2 separate regions of the Homo sapiens genome follow, and region 2 is linked to region 1. Evidence: read pairs that join two places in POLR2A ChIA-PET (ENCODE). Cell type or tissue: OCI-LY7. All regions are shown on one strand. Links, peaks and the distances in the headings refer to the core of each region. The heading gives the core; the rest is flanking DNA.

The links. Peaks named below come from ENCODE experiments on the same cell type or tissue, not always from the same donor. Only the 100,000 strongest peaks of a DNase experiment are listed, where the experiment ranks them.
Region 2: POLR2A ChIA-PET joins it to region 1 with 11 read pairs; 6 of 35 experiments call an interaction of 5 or more read pairs at or near these places.

What each region holds. Positions count from the first base shown.
Region 1 is chr6:30,643,936-30,651,935 of GRCh38, reverse strand. It overlaps ATAT1 (alpha tubulin acetyltransferase 1), which reads right to left. Exons shown (of 13, transcript NM_001413067.1): 11 at 5,962-6,041; 12 at 5,827-5,869; 13 at 5,115-5,467. The coding sequence ends at 5,293. It overlaps C6orf136 (chromosome 6 open reading frame 136), which reads right to left and starts at 4,803. Exons shown (of 6, transcript NM_001161376.2): 1 at 4,090-4,803; 2 at 1,977-2,378; 3 at 854-942; 4 at 470-670. The coding sequence starts at 4,704. In OCI-LY7, for the core only: no CTCF peak of the experiment used is centred there; DNase peaks (open chromatin) are centred at 4,155 and 4,895; H3K4me3 peaks cover 2,179 bases; H3K27ac peaks cover 1,287 bases.
Region 2 is chr6:30,757,983-30,772,931 of GRCh38, reverse strand. It overlaps HCG20 (HLA complex group 20), which reads right to left and starts at 6,107. Exons shown (of 4, transcript NR_138037.1): 1 at 5,981-6,107. RefSeq lists enhancers at 2,699-3,230, 3,231-3,762, 2,647-3,846, 8,377-9,164 and a silencer at 3,618-3,797. In OCI-LY7, for the core only: no CTCF peak of the experiment used is centred there; no DNase peak of the experiment used is centred there.

The DNA.
Region 1 (8,000 bases), core at 1-8,000:
TAGGCACTGTATAGGAAGAAACTGAAGCTCAGAGGTTTTTCTAATATACCCAGTCTCTATTTTTTTTTTAACATTAACATAAACTAAACAGGATCCCTGTCCTTAAACAGTCAAGTGAGGATAGGTCAAGGGTTGTCTGGGAGACTAGATCATCTGTAATCTCAGCACTTTGGGAAGCTAAGGCAGGTGGATCACCTAAGGTGAGGAGTTCGAGACCAGCCTGGCCAACATGGTGAAACCCTCTGTCTACTAAAAATACAAAAATTAGCCGGGTGTGATGGTGTGCCTGTAATTCCAGCTACCCAGGAGGCTGAGGCTGGAGAATTGCTGGAAGCCGGGAGGCAGAGGCTGCAGTGAGCTGAGATCACGCCACTGCACTCCATCCTGGGTGACAGAGTGAGACTCCGTCTCAAAAAAAAAAAAAAAAGGAACTGATTATAGTTTGGGTCCTTTCTCATTTCTCTCTTACCGGTAATGCTCGTCTTTGTCACGCTTGTAGAACCGCAAAAAGAGCAAGTGGACGGGCAGCCCCACAAGCCGCCACCGGGCTTGCAGGGTCCAGTTCTCAGGGTGGCGGGTCAGCTGTAAAACCTCCAAACGAAGGTGTGCAAAATAATTCCAGGCCAGGAAACGGCAGAGGGTCAGTGAAAGAATGTACCATGTCCGGCCCCTGTGAAGAAGGGATGGGAAAGAAATCTCATGATGGCAGAATTAGAAAACCAAACTGGCTTCTAAGGAATGGGGAACAGCTGTGAGAAGCAGTCTAGGAACTTCTCTGGGAAGTGAAAAGGGTCATGTATATACCTTTGGGTGCTTTTCCTCCCCAGTGCCCTACCTGTGCCCCAATTCTCACTTGGTACGTATGTTGAGGATCTCATTGATGAATTCCACATCCAAGGAATACAGACTGTAGTCGTGGGACTGAAGGAAGAGCTTGGGAAGCTAGGTGGAAGAAGATGGCATCAACCCAGTGGGAAAGAAAAGATAATCCTATTTTTCAGTTTTCTAATTTTTTTTTTTTTTTGAGACGGAGTCTAGCTCTGTCGCCCAGGCTGGAGTACAGAGGTACAATCTCAGCTCACTGCAACCTCCGCCTCCTAGGTTCAAGCGATTCTCCTGCCTCAGCCTCCCGAGTAGCTGGGATTACAGGCTTGAGATGGAGTCTAGCTCTGTCGCCCAGGCTGGAGTGCAGAGGTACAATCTCGGCTCACTGCAACCTCCGCCTCCCAGGTTCAAGCGATTCTCCTGCCTCAGCCTCCCGAGTAGCTGGGATTACAGGCACCCACCACCATGCCCAGCTAATTTTTGTATTTTTAGTAGAGACGGGGTTTCACTGTGTTGGCCAGGCTGGTCTTGAACTCCTGACCTTGTGATCCGCCTGCCTCGGCCTCCCAAAGTGCTAGGATTATAAGCGTGAGCCATGTGCCAGGCCCAGTTTTCTATTTTTAAGGCCTCCTTACTCCCATCTTGGAGTGAAAGATCTCATCCCATGATTAACCTCCCTTAACCCAAAATGAGGAACATCATTTTCTTTCTTTTTTTTTTTTTTGAGACGGAGTCTCGCTCTGTTGCCTAGGCTGGAGTACAATGGAGATATCTCCTTTCACTGCGCCTCCTGGGTTCAAGCGATTCTCCTGCCTCAGCCTCCTGAGTAGCTGGGATTATAGGCGTCTGCCACCATGCCTGGCTGATTTTTGTGTTTTTAGTAGAGATGGGGTTTCACCATGTTGGCCAGGCTGGTCTTGAACTCCTGACCTCAGGTGATCCACCTGCCTAAGCCTCCCAAAGTGCTGGGATTACAGCACTTTGAGCCACCGTGCCTGGCTGGAACATCATTTTCTCAGGAAAATGTTTATAATATATTTCTATGCCTGCCTCATGGTTCCAAAAAAGAATCCAGTTGACTATCCCTGTACGTCCAAGGATTACCCACATCCTTCCCACTGTAGACGAAGGCCACTTTTGCACTGACTTACCTCTTGTCTCAGTCTCTCATACATGACAGACAGATGTTCCTCCATACTAGGATCTCCTGACGGGGTGGCAGGGGAAGGGTGGGCAGTTCCAGGGACTTGGAAAGGTATCCAAGCCCCAGGATAGGGGCAGGGAGGTCCCTCAAAAAGGCTTCTAAGCCCATCCAGGCAGCCGCTATGCAACTCAGGTCCTGGTCCCTCCTCCCCCTTTCCTGGAGGGAGAACCACCCATGCTGAGCTGAGGGCCTGGATCTGAGGGAGAGGTAGTGGGGGAACCTGGGGAAGACGCTGGGTGGGAAGGCGTGGGGGCAGGGGAGACCAGAATAGAGGAGAAGATGGGGAAGTGGTTGTCGTGGAGTGGGGCCAAAGGGGTGGGAATGGTAGAGTCCCTGGATAAAGCTGGTCCTAAGGAGAAAGAACAGAAGGGAGAAAGATAAGAATCCACTTGTCTAACACCCCTTGATCCCCTGGATGCTCAACAGGCTTCCAATACCTATTCCTCCTGACAGAATGGATGGAATTACTATAGGAAAAAAGGGATGGATTCATCTCCATCTCTACTGAAAACAGGAGGAAACCATTTTATTTTATTATTTATTTTGAGATGGAGTCTCGCTCTGTTGCCAGGCTGGAGTGCAGTAGCACGATCTCAGCTCACTGCAACCTCCGCCTCCCGGGTTCAAGTGATTTTCCTGCCTCAGCCTCCTGAGTAGCTGGGACTACAGGCGCGCGCCACCATGCCCAGCTAGTTTTTGTATTTTTAGTAGAGACAGGATTTCACCATGTTAGCCAGGATGGTTTTCATCTCTTGACCTCGTGATCCACCCGCCTCTGCCTCCTAAAGTGCTGGGATTACAGGCGTGGGCCACCGCGCCCAGCCGAGCAAACTGTTTTATGTGACATAAATACCGGCACCTCCCAAAACCTAGCAGACATTTTACTTTTTTTTCTTTTTTTGAGACGAAGTCTCACCGTCGCCCAGGCTGGAGTGCATTGGCGCGAACTCGGGTCACTGCAACCGCCGCCTCCTGGGTTCAAGCCATTCTCCTGCCTCAGCCTCCCGAGTAGCTGGGATTACAGGCACCCTTCACCACGCCCGGCTAATTTTTGTATTTTTAGTTACAGATGGGGTTTCACCATGTTGGCCAGGCTGTTCTCGAACTCCTGACCTCAGGTAATCCGCCCACCTCGGCCTCCCAAAGTGCTGGGATTACAGGCGTGAGCCACCGTGCCCGGCCCAGTGTTGGAATCTTAAAGAAATGTGGCCGGGCGCGGTGGCTCACGCCTGTAATCCCAGCACTTTGGGAAGCCGAGGCGGGCGGATCACGAGGTCTAGGAGTTCGAGACCAGCCTGGCCAATATGGTGACACCCCATCTCTACTAAAGATACAAAACAATTAGCCGGGTGTGGTGGCGGGAGCCTGTAGTCCCAGCTACTCGGGAGGCTGAGGAAGGAGAATTGCTTGAACCCAGGAGACGGAGATTGCAGTGAGCCGAGATGGTGCCAATGCACTTCAGCCTGGGTGACGGAGCAAGACTCCATTTCAAAAAAAAAAAAAAAAAGATTCCAACACTGGGGGCAGTTTCACCTCTCTTATCGCAAGAATCATGTAATACATACTTGATGAGTTAACGAATAACAGGTTTTATTGTACTGTGGATTAAATGCTGTGGCCTGTACATCTCCATGATTAAGTGTGCGAGGCAAATGTACAGAGAAAAAAGAATATCCAGCTGAAGCTAGGAATCTGAATTCTATCATGTAACTTTAGGCATTCTCATTCCCTATGCCTCCGCTTCCTACAAATGTCCTATAAATGAGAACAATAAAGCCTCACTGGGTTATGAGGCCTATATGAAATAATGAATGTAAACAAAACGTAGCGACCTAGAAAGCAGTACATAAATGGAAGCTATTATCATTTCGGGCCCCTCTAATGACAGACACAACCTCAGGAGACAGTTAAAGGCTGGCCTTCACTCTCCTGGGTTTACCGACGTTGAAACTGCAAGGGGAGGTCACCCAAAGTTAGGCCTCACCCGAGTCCCTCCGCTCCCAAGGAACCCCCCAGGGGATCGTCTCACTGCAGGGAAGGCGGGCGGACCGCTCGGGTACCTCGGTCCCCGATGGTGTCCTAGAGGCGCCGTCTCTGCTGGGGGCGTGGCCATCTTGCCAGCCCGGGCGCAGGGGCCCGAACCGGGTGCACACTGGCCGGCCTTCCTGCCAGGACCGCTCTCCGAGTGCAAGACGGGCGGGCTGCTGAGGGCGCCCCGCGGGTCTGGTCTGGGCCGGGGAACTCCGGGACGGCGCCGCAGCAGGGCTACGAATCTCTCGGCCCCTGCCCTTCAAATCACCTCTAGGCACAGGTAACCGCGGAGAGTCGGGCGCAACGCAGACGCGCCCCGCTGCCTGGCCTTGACCCCGCCTGACCGCCCTCAAACCTGGGAGGACCGACGTCCTTGCGCGACAGGCCCGGCAGCGCCTCCCTCCCGCTCCCGCGACCCCTAGCCTGTCCACGCGCTGCAGGGCACAGGTGGGAAGGGGCGGCGGGTGTCTCTGCGCCTGCGCGGAACCCAGCGCGCGCTCCGCCCCACGCACCGGCTTTGAGGAGGGTCTCTCCCCGCCCCCTCTCCTCCCTCCCTCTTCTCCTCCGCTCACCTGGGGTCGAGCCTGGTAGGCGCGCAGGCAAGGGCCGAGACGCCGGGCCGCACCCCGGCTGGGCTGGTACATGATCTTCCGGGAGTGGAGAAGGAGCCTCCTGAGTCCGACCTCCGGCCTCCTCACAGGGGTGAGCGCGCCCCAGAGCCGGCTTCGTGAAGGGGAAAGGAGGCCGGGGCGGGGGGGTAGGGGGGGAAGGGGCTGAGGGAGGGAAACGGAGATGTCCCGCGCTTGCGCACTGCAGGCTCGAGGGAAGCGGCTGAAGCGCTCTGTCGGCTGTAAGCGCGCCTGCGCCCGCGGGCTCGGAGACTGCCTGAGTGCGCTTGCGCAAGTTACAGCCTCCCCCGCCCCCCCAAGCGCTGTATTCACAGCTGAGGCCTTTGAGCAAAAAGCTGAGCAAAAACAGGGCTGAAGGCTGAATGGGTGCAACGACAGTGAGGGGTGAGGCGGCTGAAATAATGAGTCAAATTTTTCAACAGCTCTTGTGATAAAAATAAATACTTTTATTGGTCTGGTTAAAAGATACAAATGACTTGAATCTGATAAGCCTGCTGAATGAATGAATGAATGAATGTATCCATCTATTATGAGGGTTGGGCTTTGGCTCTTTCCTGTAGTGAGGGAGAAATAATACTTTGAAGATGTTTGACGGGGCTGCGGTCACCAAGGCCTGGTGCTGCGACGTTCCTGCAGGTTTCGAATGAACCTGGCGTTGAGTATGTCCCCACCCACTGTCCAGGACTGGGCTGGCGGGGCCGGGGCCTGTGGAGGAGCTGTGTGCATGGGCTTCTCCCCAGACCCATCCTGTGACAAGGCCTGCTCCTCACTGGCAGACCTGGTAGGTGGGGAGATGGAGAGTGGGTTATAGGAATACTAAAGAGGAAATTAAGATTACAGACTCTTCAAGGTCTCGGGCCAGGTTTTAATGTAGGACACATGATGGGTATGAAGCTGGAACCATTAGTGCTATGTCCAAATTTAAAACCTCTCAGAGAATCCGTATTCCAAAGGGAAGTACCAGAGTTGAACCTGTGGGGGAAAGGGGCTTGCAGGATGTAAGGTAGAAGGAATTGTGGGAGGAGCTGGTGTCCAGTTCATACAATAAGATTTAAGAGTAGGAAGTGACTGAGAATGATGTTAGGAAGGGAGTCAGATGGTGGTGGGAGGCTGTTAGGGGAGGGGTTTAGACCTCACCTATTCTTTGTTTCCTGTTCTCCCTGCTTGGAGTCTTGGTTGCCTGTGGAAATATCAGGCATGTGAATGGGAAGGCAGGAGTAGACAGTGAATGTGGCCTACTTGATTTGAGGGTAGGGAGGAGTGAATACTTACCTGTATTGGGGGATGAGGAATTCACCCCCCCATGGCGGCTGTAGCAGCAGCTTTGGGCTACCAGACCTGGGGGAGTCCCCCTGTAGAAGAAATGGGAGATGATGGGGAGGAGGCTACTGGATGAAAGATGGGTGGGTATGGAGGAATCAGAGGAGAGGAGTAAAAGGAATAGCACAGGAACAAAGAGAAGGGGGTAATTATCATTCCTAACAGGTTTTAATCAAAGCTGTGCCCCAGAAAAGGGCGGGGGAAGTTCATTTTATACCCAAGATTTTCTGGAGTGCTTCTGATTTATTGCTCTATTCTTTCTAGTTGAGGTAATGTGTTAAATCTATGGCTAGGTGTGATCCAAATCATGTCAGAAGAACAGACTCACATGTGGTCAAAAATGTGTTGGATCGGGTACTCTGGTGTTTGGTTTGGAAAACAGGGTTACCTTAACTATAAGATTCCTTAGACCAGGCTGGGCGCGGTGGCTCAGGCTTGTAATCCCAGCACTTTGGGAGGCCAAGACGGGCAGATCACGTGATCAGGAGATCGAGACCAACCTGGCCAACATGGTGAAACCCTGTCTCTACTAAAAATACACAAACTAGCTGGGCACGGTGGTGCACTTCTGTAATCCCAGCTACTTGGGAGGCTAAGGCAGGAGAATCGCTTGAACCCAGGAGGCGGAGGTTGCAGTGAGCTGAGATTGTGCCACTGCACTCCAGCCTGGCGACAGAGCAAGACTCCATCTCAAAAAAAAAAAAAAAGATTCCTTAGACCAGAGGGAAATAGGAAGTGACAAGGCTGAATTTTGAATTTAGGAGGAAAAGGAAGGGGGCCTCTGTAAATAGGGTGACAGACTGTGTTGCACTCTCAATGGAGGTAAGGGTTTGTCTTGAGAGAGATCCAGCGGTTTAGTGGAGCAGACGTCAGGTAATCAGAGTGGGAAGACGAATACAGGAGGCAGGAGGTAATTAGTGGATCCAGAGATGTTGGTAAGCTTTGACATCTTGGCAAAGGCACGCCCAGAGTAAAGGGTAGAAGTCACTGGGGAGAGCTGGAGGTTCCTGGAGGGAATGAGGGAGTAGATACGGAAGCCCACACACAGGGATCCAGCACCTACATGAAAGGAGACACAGAATCTGCAGGAGGACTAACAGTGAAGATGGGGATAGGCAGACACCAGACTCAGGAGCTCTGAGGCTCCTGGGTAAAAGATGTGCAGATCTCAGAAGTGAGAAATGAGAGGGACAGAGGTCCTGAGATCCCAGGAAAATAAGGGATGACGCACAAATGAGGCTGACAACTTTTTTTTTTGTGATTCTTTTTTTCATTGAAAATGTCAATTTAGAAAACACAAAAGATTTCACACTTTATTCAGACAACACTGAGAGAAGAAAAGGGAAGAGTGAGTAGGGGAGATGGGGAGATCCGGCTCCCAAGGATTTCAGGAAACACAGTGGGGCACCTGATCTAGCACACATTCAGAGGGTAGGGAGGGGAAGGGATCTAGCTATACTCTGGGCATGGAGCAGGGAAGGTCGTCCTTGCTATGGAGGAAAGGAGAGAGGAAGGACAGAGGAAGAGTGGTCCCCCATCTCATCTCGACAATCTCACAAGACAGGAGTATATCGGGACCTAGCTACCAGGGAGGGATGGATGCAAGAAGGGATTCCAGGATCTAACAGATCCTTGACACTCTGGATCTACTCTCAAGAAACAACCTCCCTCAGAGAATCTGGATCTGGGGGAAATGGTGGTGTCAGCCAATCTCCTTTAGAGACCCCAAAGCAACACCAGTTTGGGGTTCCCTGACACCTACACAAAATGTGGAAATGAAGAGTTTGGCAATGGTGAGTAGATCCCTTTGGGAAGCTGGTAAGTCCCTGTTCTACCTAACTAGACTGCTCTGAAGCAGAGCTTGCTCACTAGCGGCCATTCGCAGGCTCAAAGGGCAAGTGTGGCAGGCAGCACAAAGCAGTATTAGAGCCACCAGTAGACACTAGAGGGAATATGGGGTTTATCCCATAGATAAAATTCCTTAAAAAGTT
Region 2 (14,949 bases), core at 5,354-13,353, 120 kb before region 1:
ATGATTGTTCCTTCAAATGTGATACATGTTGGGAAAGTTGTAGGGAGATCAGTTAATAATCATTTATGGGAATGTTTCCTGAATGAAGGAGCCCAGGATGGGCACGGGATAGGAGATTTCAAGTAAGGAACAGATAGGACCCTTCTGAGAGATTTCAACCCAAATTAGACAACAAAATACATATACTCTCTGAGGACAGCTCAGGTCAATGGAAATGTATTGAGCATCTACCAGTAAAAGTTAATCTTGACTGCTTAGTAGGCACCAGGCACTGTGCTAGCCCTGGGGATACTGCAACCAACCAGACAGAGATCTTCCTGCCTTGTGGAGCTCAGAAGGACAGATATGAAACACACAGGACTGAGGTGGTGACTCTTACACAAGGTGGAGTTCAGGGTACCATAGGCATGTATAGCCAGAGGACCTAACACAGGATGCAGATCAGGGAAGGCCTCTCCTAGAAGCTAATGTTCAAACTGAGACTTGAAAATGATGAAAATATAAAAACATCAGAGCAGGGGGAGGGGGAACCTGAGCTACAAGAGATCCAGACAAGTCGGAGGAACCAAAAAAATTCCAAGATATAAAAGCGTACAGACAGAGAGGTGAGTTGGGTTTAGAAGAGGCTGGTAAGGTGGGCTCAACCAAAAAAGGCCCAGTGGACCCTACACTATGGAATGAATTGTGTCCCCCCAAATTCGTATGTTGAACCCCTAACTCTCAATGCGACTATATTTGGAGATAGGGTTTTTAGGTGATTCAGGTTAAATGAGGTCCTAAGGGTGAGGCCCTAATCTGATGGGACTGGTGTTCTTATAAAAGGAACAGGATGCACAAGAGAGCTCTCTCTCCCCACATGCACGAAGAGGCCATGTGAGTACAGAGCAAAATGGCGGCCACCTACAACGAAGTAAAGAGGACTCTGGGCCAGGTGCGGTGGCTCACACCTGTAATCCCAGCACTTTGGGAGGCTGAGGAGGGTGGATCACCTGAGATCAAGAGTTTGAGAACAGCCTGGCCAACATGGTGAAACCCCGTCTCTACTAAAAATCAAAAATTAGCCAGGCATGGTGGTGGGCGCCTGTAATCCCAGCTACTCAGGAAGCTGAGACAGGAGAATCACTTGAACCTGGGAGGCAGAGTTTGCAGTGAGCCGAGATCATGCCATTGCACTCTAGCCTGGGTGACAGAGCAAGACTCTCTCTGTCTCAAAAAAAAAAAAAAAAAGAGAAAGAAAGAGGCCAGGCGTGGTGGCTTACGCCTGTAATCCCAGCACTTTGGGAGGCCGAGGCAGGCAGATCACAAGGTCAAGAGATCGAGACCATCCTGGCCAACATGGTGAAACCCCGTCTCTATTAAAAGTATCAAATTAGCTGGGTGTGGTGGCGGGCACCTGCAGTCACAGCTACTCGGGAGGCTGAGGCAGGAGAATCACTTGAACCCGAGATCACGCCATTGCACTCCAGCCTGGGCAACAGAGCAGGATGCTGTCTCAAAAAAAATAAAAAAATAAAATAAAATAAAATAAAAGAAAGAAAGAAAAGAGGACTCTGAAAGTCTGAATAAAGCTGACCTTGCCAGCACTTTGGTCTTGGACTTCTCAGCTTCCAGAACTGTGAGAAATAAACTTCTGTTGTTTAAGCCACCCCGTCTAGGATATTTTGTTATGGCAGCCTGAGCTGACTAATACACCATATAAGAATTTTGAGTATATTTCTAAAAGCCTGGTGGGAAGCCACTGGAGTTCTAAGCCAGGGACAGACATGCGTACATCTGTGAGGCTCATTTTGGCGGCAGAGTGGAGAAGGCATCTGAGCAGGGCAAGACTAGAAGCAGAGAGATGAGGTAGGAGGTGAGGGTAGGTGCTCAGGCTGGAGATGATGTTGGAGGCTTAGAGCCTGGTGATGTGGGGATGAGGAAAAGTGGAGAGATTGGAGAGACCTTCATGGGGAAAATCAAAGGACTTGGGGATTAACAGAATAAGAGGAGAGGGGAGGGGGAGTCCAAAGGCCCCCAGGTACAGTGGAAAGAGCCCTGGGCTGGGAATCTAAAGATCCAAGTTCTATTCCCAGATCTGTCACCCAATGGCTTTGGCTAAGTGGCTTCACTACCCTTCACCACTTTAGTTTCCTCATCTGTACAGGAAGAGATGGGCCTGCTGATCTCATGGTGCCGTCCAATTCCATTATCCTGTGATTCTGTGAAGTAAATGCATTAACAAGATAAAACAATGGTGTCATCTCCCCAGGATTGTTCACGGACCTCTCCTCCACACTTTACCTAACACTATTGATCACCGTTTACTTAGCTGTACATTAGAAAGCTTCCATTACTGATCTGTCTCCCTCAAAAGACTGAGACCTCCTCGAGGGTAAGAACTGGGTCATTTTGCTTGGTATCCTGTACCTGAAACCAAGCCAGGCACATAGTAATTGATTAATTATATTTGTTAAATTGATTATTGTAAGTGCTGGGAAGACAGGCACATGGTTATTCCGGGAAGGCATCTGGGTATGATGTATGTTTTCTGAGTACAGGGCACTGTGATGGGTGCTAGGGCCATCAGAGTAAACAAGAAAACCAGTCACAGACCTTACGTCAGGTAGCTAGGCAGACATTAAACACAAGAGGACAAAAATGATGATTTATTTCTAGTTGTGGTGAGTGCTACAAGGAAAAGTACTGGGTATTGTGAGTGTGTAATAAAGAGACTAGCTTGGGGGTAGAGGGAAGGTTTCTCTGAAAGAATGACCCTTAAAATAATAAGGATGAGTAGATTTGCTCACAGATTGAAGGAGGGGAGAGACAGAGAGCATGACTGCAGGTAAAAGAAGCAATAAGCACACATGAAGGCCTGAAGCTGGACGGAGTTCTGGCGAGGAGAATGCCAGATGGAAATCCACCGGAATGTAATGTTAGCTAATTTGGGTTATGGAATTATTGGTGCTTTTTATTCTCTTTTGTGTATATTTTGCATATTACAGATTTCCCACAACAAACATGTACTATTTTAATCATGGGGGTTGGGGGGGGCATTGCTAGTTTTAACAAAATAATAAAGGATGTGGGGAGCATGGGTGTCTGGAGGAGGGGTGCATTCCAGAGGGATTGATGACACGAGCGGTGACTAAGTCCTGCATGGGGGAGGGCAGGAGGCCCATCAGTGGGGCTGGAACAAAGCAGCAAGGATGACTCACAAAAGACACAGCCGAAGCCAGTGCATCAGGGCCCGTGGAGGTGAGGCTGGGGAGTCGGAGGTGATATGAGAAGTCGCAGGGAGCTACTGTCAGACCAACTAGGCAGGGACAGCCTACACCTGAGTAGAGGAGAGGATGAGGAACCAGAGAGAAAAAGCTCCCCTCAGCAGTCCCTGTGGGGCTGGTACAGGACCTTGGGAACCTGGTAAGGGCAGAGTCCTCCTTGTTACTTTCCAGGCACGAAAGGGTTAGATTGTCCCGTGCTTTCTGCCCCCACAGCGGAAGTGGAAGCTGTGGTTTCCAAAGGCCCTTCCTGATCTGCAATCTCTGAGAAATCAACTAAAGAGATAAAGTCAAAGGTTGGTTGGTGGTGTGCAGTGGGCGCGGGGGTGGATCACAGGCAGGAGTTGGAAAATTGAGGCCTGATGCAAGCTCTAAGATCCGCCCCCACCCACTCCTGATCATGAGTGATAAGCACCCCACCACCCACTCTGCCACTTGGCCGGGATTTCCCCGGAGCCTGTGAAGTATTCCCAGGGCTGGGATGTGACTTGGGAGGAGGTGGTAATTGGCTCCTTTCTCCGCTCTGAGCTGGGCCTCCAGGAACTGCCTCCACCACGTCCCCCTTCCCCTCCAGGGGAGTTACTCAGCACAGTCTGACTGCTCCACCTGAACCCTCCTTAGCATCACCCACTCACCTCACACTCCTGACCCAGGTGCTGCCTGCTCATAGCCAGGGCACAGAGATGAGGAGCAACTTCATCCCAGTCTTCTACCCAGCCCCAAAGCTGAATTCCGCAACAGGACCTGGTCCTGACCCTGCTCCCATGAAGAGATGCAAAATCACACTAAATCTTCATGTTAAATCATCATATGTATCAAATGCCAACCAGTCAGTAAGCAGCCGAGGGCACGCTGTCCACAGCCCTACAGCTAGGCCTGTGCTGCTACCAGGGTGCAGAGGCAGGGGCCTTGAAGAAACAGCCCCAGCCCCTAGGAATGCTATTTGCTGTTGGAGACAACAAGTTCTTAATAAAAGCCACATCAACCCAGAAGACCTGAGTCATCTGAGAGAGACCATTTGCGCCTCTAAGCCTCAGTTTCTTCAATTGTGAAATGGTAATGACAGCTAGTTTAGAATTAAATGATGCCGTGTATGAAAAATAGATGAGAGACTTAGAAGGATCCCGTCCTTCCACAGATACTTATTCCTGGGCCAATGCTCAGGATATAAAGATAAAGTAAACAAACGTAACAGGCCTGATCCCTGCCCTCAAGAGGTTCCTCAAGTTGCTGTTATTGTTGACCCAATGACAGCTAAATAAATGAAGGCCACTCATAAAAAGCAAATGGAGGCTCCGATAGAGTGTGGCCGATGGTATTTTCCAAAGTTGGGTGCCCCTTTCCACTTGCTCTCCTTGTCCCATGACTGACACTCCAGGTAGGGGCCATGTTCCCTCTCTTTGAATGGGAGCGGGGCTGTGACTACTCTGACCAATAGGGTAGGAGGGAGGTGATGCAGATCAAAAAAAGATGAGGTTATAAAAAGAATGCAGCTGGGCACAGTGGCTCACACCTGTAATCCCAATACTTTAGGAGGCTGAGATGGACAGATTGCTTGAGCCCAGGAGTTGGAGACCAGCCTGGGCAACATAGTGAGACCCTGTCTCTACAAAATAATGATAATAATAATACAAAAATCAGCCAGGCATGTTGGCAGTAGCCCCAGCTACCAGGGAGACTGAGGCAGGAGGATCACTTAAGCCTGGGTAGTCAAGGCTGCAGTGAACCATGACTGCACCACTGCACTCCAGCCTGGGCAACAAGAGTGAAACTCCGCCTCAAAAAAAAAAAAAGCAGTTCATGCCTGGTTCCCTCACAGCAACCCAGCCACTATGCAAGAGAAACTCTAACTAGACCACAGGTAGAAACCCTGAGGTCCCTGAGCTAACTGCCAGCATCCACTGCAAAGTGTCTGCAGACGATTTCAGTCCCCCAGCTTTCGAGTCTTCCAGCTGCAGCCCCAGATAACATGGAGCAGAGACAAGCCATCCCCACTGCGGTGTGTCCAAATTCCTGGCCCACAGAATCCGTGAACGTAATAAAGGGTTGTCTCATGCCACAAAATTTTGAGGCAATTTGTTGGACAACAAAAAATAACCAGAACACAGAGGACAAGCCAGAATGAGCAGCACATAAGTCGAAGGAGAAAGTACCCTAGAGGTGTTAAGAGTTAGTCAGAATGGAAGGACATTAACTGTGGAAAGCATTACTAGACCTCACGTCACCATATGGTTTTGTACTCTGTCCTGCTGTGAAACTCTTCCTTCAAAGGCCACCAGCAACCCCCAAAGTGACAAATATACAAATTCCCTCTTGTTTAAACTATCATCTAGGCCTGCGCCATGGCTCACACCTATAATCCCAAAACTTTGGGAGGCTGAGGCAGCAGGATCATTTGAGCCCAGGAATTTGAGACCAGCCTGGGCAACACAGTGAGACCCCCAGTCTCTAAAAAAATGTTTAAAAAATTGGCTGGGAGTGGTGACATACACCTGTAGTATCAGCTACTCAAGAAGCTGAGGTGAGACGATCTCTTGAGCCTGGGAGGTCAAGGCTGCAGAGAGCTATGATCATGCCACTATACTCCAGCCAGGGTTACAGAGCAAGACCCTCTCTCCAAACAAACAAACAAACAAACAAACAAAAAAACCCTCACAAACAAACAAACAAAAAACCCTATCATCTGTGCGCCGAAGTCCCCCACTCCAATAGCTACATACCTAGTCCTATCTTTTCACCTGAACTCCTGTCTTGTAGCTCCAATTTCCCGCAGTCACATGCCAGTTCCTTATTTCTTTGCCACCTCAAATCCAACACAACCAAAATGGATTCACTATCATGGACACTGTTTGGGCTCAGGTCCTTTTCACCAGTGAGTCCACTCACTTTCCAGCTTTTGGGAATATCAGCTGATAACCACACACAATTGTCCCCTTTTCTGGAGAATTGCCCTGGGCCAAACAGGAGCCAAGCCCTCCTCCCTTGCACACACTCTGGACAGACTCCCAGTGGCTGCCTGACCTTAAAGCAGATCTACAAAACGCCAGCCCCCATGCCTCCAAGTGCAATTGACTGGTGCAATTTGCTGCCCTGAGCTTCCCCATGAGCTCAGGCTGAAGCTCACATCCTTGCTTAGCCTTTTTCCCTTCCCTATCCTGTTTTCTTCAGTCTTTCTCCTGAGAGCCTCCCGCAGTGTATCTCTTGAACAAAAGTCCCCACCCCAGGTTCTGCTTCAAGGTAGCCCAATCTAAAACACCTGCTGCCGAGTGCAGTGGCTCACACCTGCAATCCCAGCACTTTGGGAGGCCAAGGTGGGCAGATTGCTTTGAGCTCATGAGTTCAAGACCAGCCTGGAGACAGGCTGGACACAGCAAAATCTTGCCTCTTCAAAAGATACAAAAAAAAAATTAGCCTAGCTTTGTGGCATGCGCCTGTAGTCCCAGCTACTTGGGAGGCTGAGACAGGAGGATCGATCGCTTGAGCCCAGGAGGCAGAGGTTGCAGAAAGCTGAGATTGCACCACTGCACTTCAGCCTGAGTGACAGAGGAAGACCCTGTCTCGAAATAAAATAATAATAATAATAGGCCGGGTGCCGTGGCTCATGCCTGTAATTCCAGCACTTTGGGAGGCCAAGGTGGGCGGATCACTTGAGGTCAGGAGTTGGAGATCAGCCTGGCCAACATGGTGAAACCCCGTCTCTAGTAAAAATAAAGAAATTAGCTGGCCATGGTGGCACATACCTGTTACCCCAGCTACTCGGGAGGCTGAGGCAGGAGAATCACTTGAATCTGGGAGGCAGAGGTTGCAGTGAGCTGAGATTGCACCATTGCACTCCAGTCTGGGCAACAAGAGCAAAACTCCATCTCAAAAAAATAATAATAATAAATAAAACACCAACCAAGCCAAGTTTACTTTGTTTACCCTGTTGCTATGAGACCTGTCTCTCATCACCCCAGCCTACAACTCCCTTTCAGACCAGCCATCAGTTTGAATACATTTTCTAGCAAATGCCTCTCATTCTTCCTCCTCATTCCCATTGTCCCCATGTAATCACTGTTCAGGAAGTCAGGGACCCCAAACGGAGGGACCAGCTGAAGCCATGGCAGAAGAATGTGGATTGTGAAGATTTCATGGACATTTATTAGTTCCCCAAATTAATACTTTTATAATTTCTTATGCCTGTCTTTACTGCAATCTCTAAACATAAATTGTGAAGATTTCATGGACACTTATCACTTCCCCAGTCAATACCCTTGTGATTTCCTATGACTGTCTTTACTTTAATCTCTTAATCCTGTCATCTCGTAAGCCAAGGAGGATGTATGTCGCCTCAGGACCCTGTGATAATTGCATTAACTGCACAAATTGTAGAGCATATGTGTTTGAACAATATGAAATCTGGGCACCTTGAAAAAAGAGCAGGATAACAGCAATGTTTAGGGAACAAGAGAGATAACCTTAAACTCTGACCGCCGGTGAGCTGGGCGGAACAGAGCCATATTTCTCTTCTTTCAAAAGCAAATGGGAGAAATATTGCTGAATTCTTTTTCTCAGCAAGGAACATCCCTGGGAAAGAGAATACACGCCTGGGGGTGGGTCTCTGAACTGGCCCCCCTGGGCGTGGCCATCTTCTATGGTCGAGGCTGTAGGGGTGAAATAGACCCCAGTGTCCCATAGCGCTCCCAGGCTTATTAGGAAGAGGAAATTCCTGCCTAATAAATTTTGGTCAGACCAGTTTCTCTCAAAACCCTGTCTCCTGATAAAATGTTATCAATGACAATTGTGCCAGAAACTTCATTAGCAATTTTAATCTCGCCCCGGTCCTGTGGTCCTGTGATCCCGCCCTGCCTCCATTTGCCTTTCGATATTCTATTACCTTGTGAAGTACTTGATGTCTGTGACCCACACCTATTCACACACTCCCTCCCCTTTTGAAAATCCCTAATAAAAACTTGCTGGTTTTGCGGCTTGCGGGGCATCACGGAACCTACCAACATGTGATGTCTCCCCCGGATGCCCAGCTTTAAAATTTCTCTCTTTTGTACTCTGTCCCTTTATTTCTCAAACTGGCCGATGCTTAGGAAAATAGAAAAGAACCTACGTGACTAATGGGGCAGGTTCCCCGATAATCACCTCACACCTGGCTTATGAAATAATTCTCCTTTCCAACCTCCCTGCTGCTTCCTGTTTTTCCTCCTGCCTCCAATCTGTCTAGCACTTAAGTGTGAGATTAACATTTCTGAAATGCCTCTGATCATGTAGCTCCCCTGCTGGAAAGTTCAGTGCCTCCGGTGTCTAGTGGCAGCAGATAAAGATTCTTTTGTCTGCTTTCCTGGTCCCTCACTGAGCTCTGGCTTCCACCTTGTTTATTTAACCTCATTTGTCAGTATTTTTAATTTTCTATTCCAGTCAGCTCCCCCAGAGTTCCACAAACTATGCTCATTCCCATCACACCAACACCAGTTCTCCCTCTCCCCTACATGTTCTCGAATCCCACCTGGCTTCTCAGCTGCCCCCCGGCCCCTGTCCTCCCCTTCTCAGCCCCCAGCAGGGCACATGGCTGCCTGCAGGAAGCAACAGGGCTCTAAGCCTCCCTGGCAGCCAGATGTGGCAGAGAGACTTCCTTCCAACCTATTTGAAATGAGCAGAAATGTTACGGGTTACTTCTGTCTGTGGACCTACTAGGATGGGGTGTGTATTTCTTTGTCCTTCTCTTTCCCCTTGGCCTGAACATGGAGCCTGAGCAGTCATCCTAAATCACAAAGAGCCATGCATCAAAGACAGTGAGGCAGCAAGGCGGAGCTGTCCCAGCCCCGAGCTGCCTGCCTGGCTCTGGACTTTGTTTCTGTCAGAGAGAAATGGACTTCCATCTAGGAAGCCATTGTTCTATTCGGTTTTTGTCACTCACAGGTCAACCTAATGCTAACTTGGTTCTTCTCACAACTTGTGAAGGAAAGAAAGGAGCAGATGTGGCAGTGGCCTGTAAATGTTTAACTCTCAGAGGCAGTGGAGGGCTGGGGGTAGGTGAAAGTTCTGACTTGCAACATTTCCGATTTCTGTGGTGTAAATACTTCCATCAAGGTGTTGGGGCTCAGAAAATGATACCCCAGAGTTTGGTGTTTTGGCAAGTTGAGAAGAACATGGGAAGGACCTGAGAAGTAAAGTCTGCCTCTGACCTTCTCCTGCTCCCCTCTCTCCTCCAAGGCAGGTCAAAGAAACCAGAATGTCTTTCCCCCAAAGCCAATCATAAAACTTAGAACTATTACTCTAGCCTTCCTTTGCCTTTCTGTATAAGCACAGCTCATTAAAAAAAAAAAAAAAAACTGAGCTACCTTTTCTAATAGTAGGTCATAAAACCCTTATTTTGGAGAGTCCCTGCCTATATCCAGAAGGAAGGAATGCTGCACAGAGAGACCAAGCAGAATCCCAACAGACAGGCTCTGCTGGCTTTCTCCCTCAGCCTATTCCCATGCGACCATTCACTTTGTGTTCAATCACATTTCTTTTCTTTTCTTTTTTTTTTTTTTGAGATGGAGTTTCGCTCTTGTTGCCCAGGCTGGAGTGCAATGGCACTATCTTGGCTCACTGCAACCTCCTCCTCCTGGGTTCAAGCGATTCTCCTGCCTCAGCCTCCCAAGTAGCTGGGATTACAGGCACGCACCACCATGCCCAGCTAATTTTGTATTTTTAGTAGAGATGGGGTTTCTCCATGTTGGTCAGGCTGGTCTTGAACTCCCGACCTCAGGTGATCCGCCCGCCTTGGCCTCCCTAAGTGCTAGGATTACAGGCATAAGCCACCGTGCCCAGCCTGTGTTCAGTCACATTTCTACATGACTGTCTGTTCTTTTTTTTTTTTTTTTCTGAGACAGAGTTTCATTCTGTGGCCTAGGCTGGAGTGCAGTGGCACGATCTCAACTCACTGCAACTTCTGTCTCCCAGGTTCAAGTGATTCTCCTGCCTCAGCCTCCTGAGTAGCTGGGATTACAGGCACACACCACCACGCCCGGCTAATTTTTGTATTTTTAGTACAGACGGGGTTTCATTATATTGGCCAGGCTGGTCTCAAACTCCTGGCCTCATGTGATCCTCCCACCTCAGCCTCCCAAAGTACTGGGATTACAGGTGTGAGCCACTGCACCCAGCCTTGGCTGTCCATTCTTCATCGAAACTAATCAAAAAAATTGTTTTCTCTGAGCATTTCTGGGGTCTTCATTTCTGAAGGCTCCCATGTCATGTAAAACTTTGATGAAATAAATTTGTTGGTCGGGCACAGGGGCTCACACCTGTAATCCCAGCACTTTGGGAAGATGAGACAAGCAGATGGTTTGAGCCCAGGAGTTCGAGGCCAGCCTGAGTAACATGGTGAAACCCCATCTCTACAAAAAATTACCTGTGTGTGGTGGTCTGCACCTGTAGTTCCAGCTACTCTGTAGGCTGAGTCAGGAGGATTGCTTGAGCCCAGGAGGTTAAGGCTATGGTGAGCCATGATCATGCCACTTCACTACAGCCTGGGCAAGAGTGAAACTCCGTTTCTAAAAATAGATACATAAAATAAAATAAATTTGTTATGCTTTTGTTTTGTTCGCCTGTCTTTTGTTATGGGAGTATTGGTCATGACTCAGGATGGGTGCAGAAAGCAATCACATCTTTCTGTCTCTACAAAGGCCAACTTCAAGCTACCAATGTTATGCCAGTTGGCTCATAAAGTTCCTGAAACTATAATGATTCTTCTCATGAACTGGTGTGAGCTGGCTTCAGCACAACAGTGGGTGAATGGGAAGGGGTGAAATGGGACTGACATTTAATGAACCTTGCTACATGCCAAGTAAGGTAATAGGCATTTTGCATATATTTTCTTTAATCCTTATATTTAACACTGAGGGGTAAGTAGGGCCAAACTTTCCCAACCATTAATCCTTTCTGGGAAAAATTCCAATACAGGTAGATTTATTTTTCTATATATTTTTCACAACCTTGGAAGATATGTTAGTCACCCCTGTTGTGGATAATTAGAAAAAGTAGAAAATGGAGGTAAGAGAAAATGCGAATGTGGTGGATATTTTCTGAGGTTTGACCATCCTGCATGCATTCTCTTCTCCTGAGAACAGTCACTGGATTCCTTGGAGAATTACCTGTGTGCATTCCTAATGAGCTATGGTTAAGGTGTGCTTTTTCCCCTAGCCTTTACCTAGACTAGGCTGATCAGATTCTCTCTGCTAGGGCTTTGAATGATGAACAAAATGGAAAGGATGGAAAAAACCCTTTGTCACTTACTCATTTCAGCAGGTAGCCAGGACAACACCGTCGATTCCTGCTACCTCATCCGCTGGAGCTACCCTGGTTCTTTGTCTCCTGAGCCTGATTCTCTGGCCTTCCTTTGATTCTGTGAGCTATTCAATATCCTCCCAAGACTCATCTATTCTGTTCAAGTTAAGGACAATCATTTTTGTGGCTTGAAGCCAAAGAAATTCAAATGCCAAGGAAGAAAAGTAGAAGCTCTTTAGAAAAGTTAAAGGAAACCGGCCAGGCGCGGTTGCTCACACCTGTAATCCCAGCACTTTGGGAGGCCAAGGTGGGCGGATCACCCGAGGTCGGGAGTTCAAGACCAGCCTAACCAACATGGAGAAACCCCATCTCTAATAAAAATACAGAATTAGCCGGGCATGGTGGCACACACTGTAATCCCAGCTACTTGGGAGGCTGAGGCAGGAGAATCGCTTGAACCTGGGAGGCGGAGGTTGCGGTGAGCCGAAATCAAGCCATTGCACTCCAGCCTGGGCAACAAGAGCGAAACTCCCTCTCAAAAAAAAAAAGAGAAAAGAAAAGTTAAAGGAAGCCAAGGCGAAGTGCACAGGGCTTTAGAAGAACATTTTAAAATTGCTCCTGGCAGGGAAGTGGTTATGATTATGTAAGGAGAACCTAGGCAAGACTGGTCAGACTGCAGGGTTGGATTTTTATGTGTTCTACACGGCAGGAATTTGGGGCAGAGCCGATGTTATATAAGCCTGAGTTGTAAGTTATTTGACGTATGTCATTGTATGCTCATCACAGGATTATTAAATAAAGGTAACTCAAACCATTTTGTATTAAGAGTATCCAAATTATTCTACATTTGTAGAATCACTATAAAATATGTGGGAGTTTGTTTTTTTAAAATGCGTTATTTTGGTGGAGGACTGGAGAGAAAACATGGATCACTAAGAACTCTTCATCAACATTTTATCTTTTAGAAAGTAAAATGAACTACTAGCAGTGGGCCCAGCGCAGTGGCTCCCGCCTGTAATCCCAGCACTTTGGGAAGCCGAGGAGGATTACTTGAGCCCAGGAGTTTGAGACCGGCCTGAACAACATAGCGAGGCCCTGTGTCTACAAATAGTCAAAAAATTAGCCAGATGTGGTGGCACACACCCATGGTCCCAACAAATCAGGAGGCTGAGGAGGGAGAACTGCTTGAGCTCTGGCAGTTGAGGCTGCACTGAGCCATGACTGCACCACTGCACTGAGCCATGATCACACGACTACACTGAGCCATGATCACACCACTGCACTGAGCCATGATCACACCACTGCACTGAGCCATGATCGCACCACTGCACTGAAACATGATCGCACAACTGCACTGAGACATAATTGCACCACTGCACTGAGCCATGATCGCACCACTGCACTGAGCCATGATCGCACCACTGCACTGAGCCATAATCGCACCACTGCACTGAGACATGATCGCACCACTGCACTGAGCCATGATAGTACCACTGCACCGAGCCATGATTACACCATGGCACTGCACTCCAGCCTGGGCCACAGAGTGAGACCATGTCTTAAAAAAAAAAAGCAAACAAAAACTACAAGCAATTGAGAGCCTGGGAAGTGTCTAGTAGGGAAACCAGGAATTGTATCTGTGTTTGTGTGACTACCCCACATTCCTGCTGGTTCTGCCTCAACAAAAGCTTTCCCCCATCACTCCATCCACAGTGATCTCACCCGGCTGCGAATGCCTAGAATGCTTGCTCTCTGTACCAACATTCCATTTGTTTGACATTCATCATGGGGATCTGCTGAGTCTTCATATGAGGAAAAGTACTTGTTAAGCTCTAAGATATCAAATAAATGTTAGTTAATTATGTTATTAGATAAGTAGGTAGATAGATAATAAATAGATGCACACACACATATAGCTACAGATACAGTTACAGTTTTGTATACTTATATTTATGTGCTGATCTCTTAATTTCCCTTAACTTGGTTATAAACCTCTTAAGACCCATATTTTATACACCTTTCTGCCTTCCACTGCTCTTAGTTGGAACACATTTGACAATCTACTGATGTTTTAAGTGTAGGAACTAGCCTCTACCAGCTGAAAAATCTGTGAACCATGGCCACTTATTTTCACCACTTTCCTGTGCCCTGGGAGGACTAGATGAGCTCATGGGTACAAAGTGCCATGAATCAGTTAGTTTCCTGTGGCCGAAGACAGAAGAACTCAGCAGTCTTAGTTCCCCCTTCAACTTCATGCCTTCCTTTCTGAAGAAGCATGGGTCATGTATGTGATCAGAAATGGGCTTCCATTTCTCAGTACAAGATTTCTGAAGAAGAAGTGGTTTCTGGACCTCTGAATGGGCAGTGTGCGATACAATCTAATGAGAGACAAGTGATCTTGACTCTTTTAAAAGTGTCAAAAGCAGATTAAAGCCATCAGCCTATACCAAGCATTTTCCCAATGCAGCATTTTCTCTTCCCCCACCCTATCTGTCATCTAGCCTAGTGCTGTCCAACAAATCTTTCTGTAATGATGGAAATGTTCTATTTCCGTGTTTTCAAATATGGTAATCACTGGCCACATGGGATTATCGTGCTCTTGAAATGTGGCTAATGAAACTGAGAAACTGAATTTTAAATTTTGACTCATTAGAATTTACATTCAAATAGCCACATGCAGCTGGGCGCAGTGGCTCACGCCTGTAATCCTAGCACTTTGGGAGGCCAAGGTGGGCAGATGACCTGATGTCAGGAGTTCGAGACCAGCCCGGCCAACATGGTGAAACCCCGTCTCCATTAAAAATACAAAAATGCTGGGCGCGGTGGCTCACGCCTGTAATCCCAGCACTTTGGGAGGCCAAGGCGGGCGGATCACGAGGTCAGGAGATCGAGACCATCCTGGCTAACAAGGAGAAACCCCGTCTCTACTAAAAATACAAAAAATTAGCTGAGTGTGGTGGCGGGAGCCTGTAGTCCCAGCTACTCAGGAGGCTGAGGCAGGAGAATGGTGTGAACCCGGGAGGCAGAGCCTGCAGTGAGCTGAGATCACGCCACTACACTCCAGCCTGGGTGACAGAGTGAGACTTTGACTCAAAATAAATAAATAAATAAATAATAAAAATACAAAAATTAGCTGGGCATAGTGGCACAAGCCTGTAATCCCAGCAACCTAGGAGGCTGAGGCAGGAGAACTGCTTGAACCTGGGAGGCAGAGGTTGCAGTGAGCCAAGATCATGCCACTACATTCCAGCCTGGGCGACAGAGTGAGACTCCATCTCAAAAAATAAAATAAAATAAATAGCCACATGCTACTGTATTAGACAGCATAGACCTAAATTAAGAGAATCTGGGCTTCTTTATTTATTCATTTATTTATTCATCATTCAGTCAAAACCATTGAGTACCTAGTATATATCAATCAGGC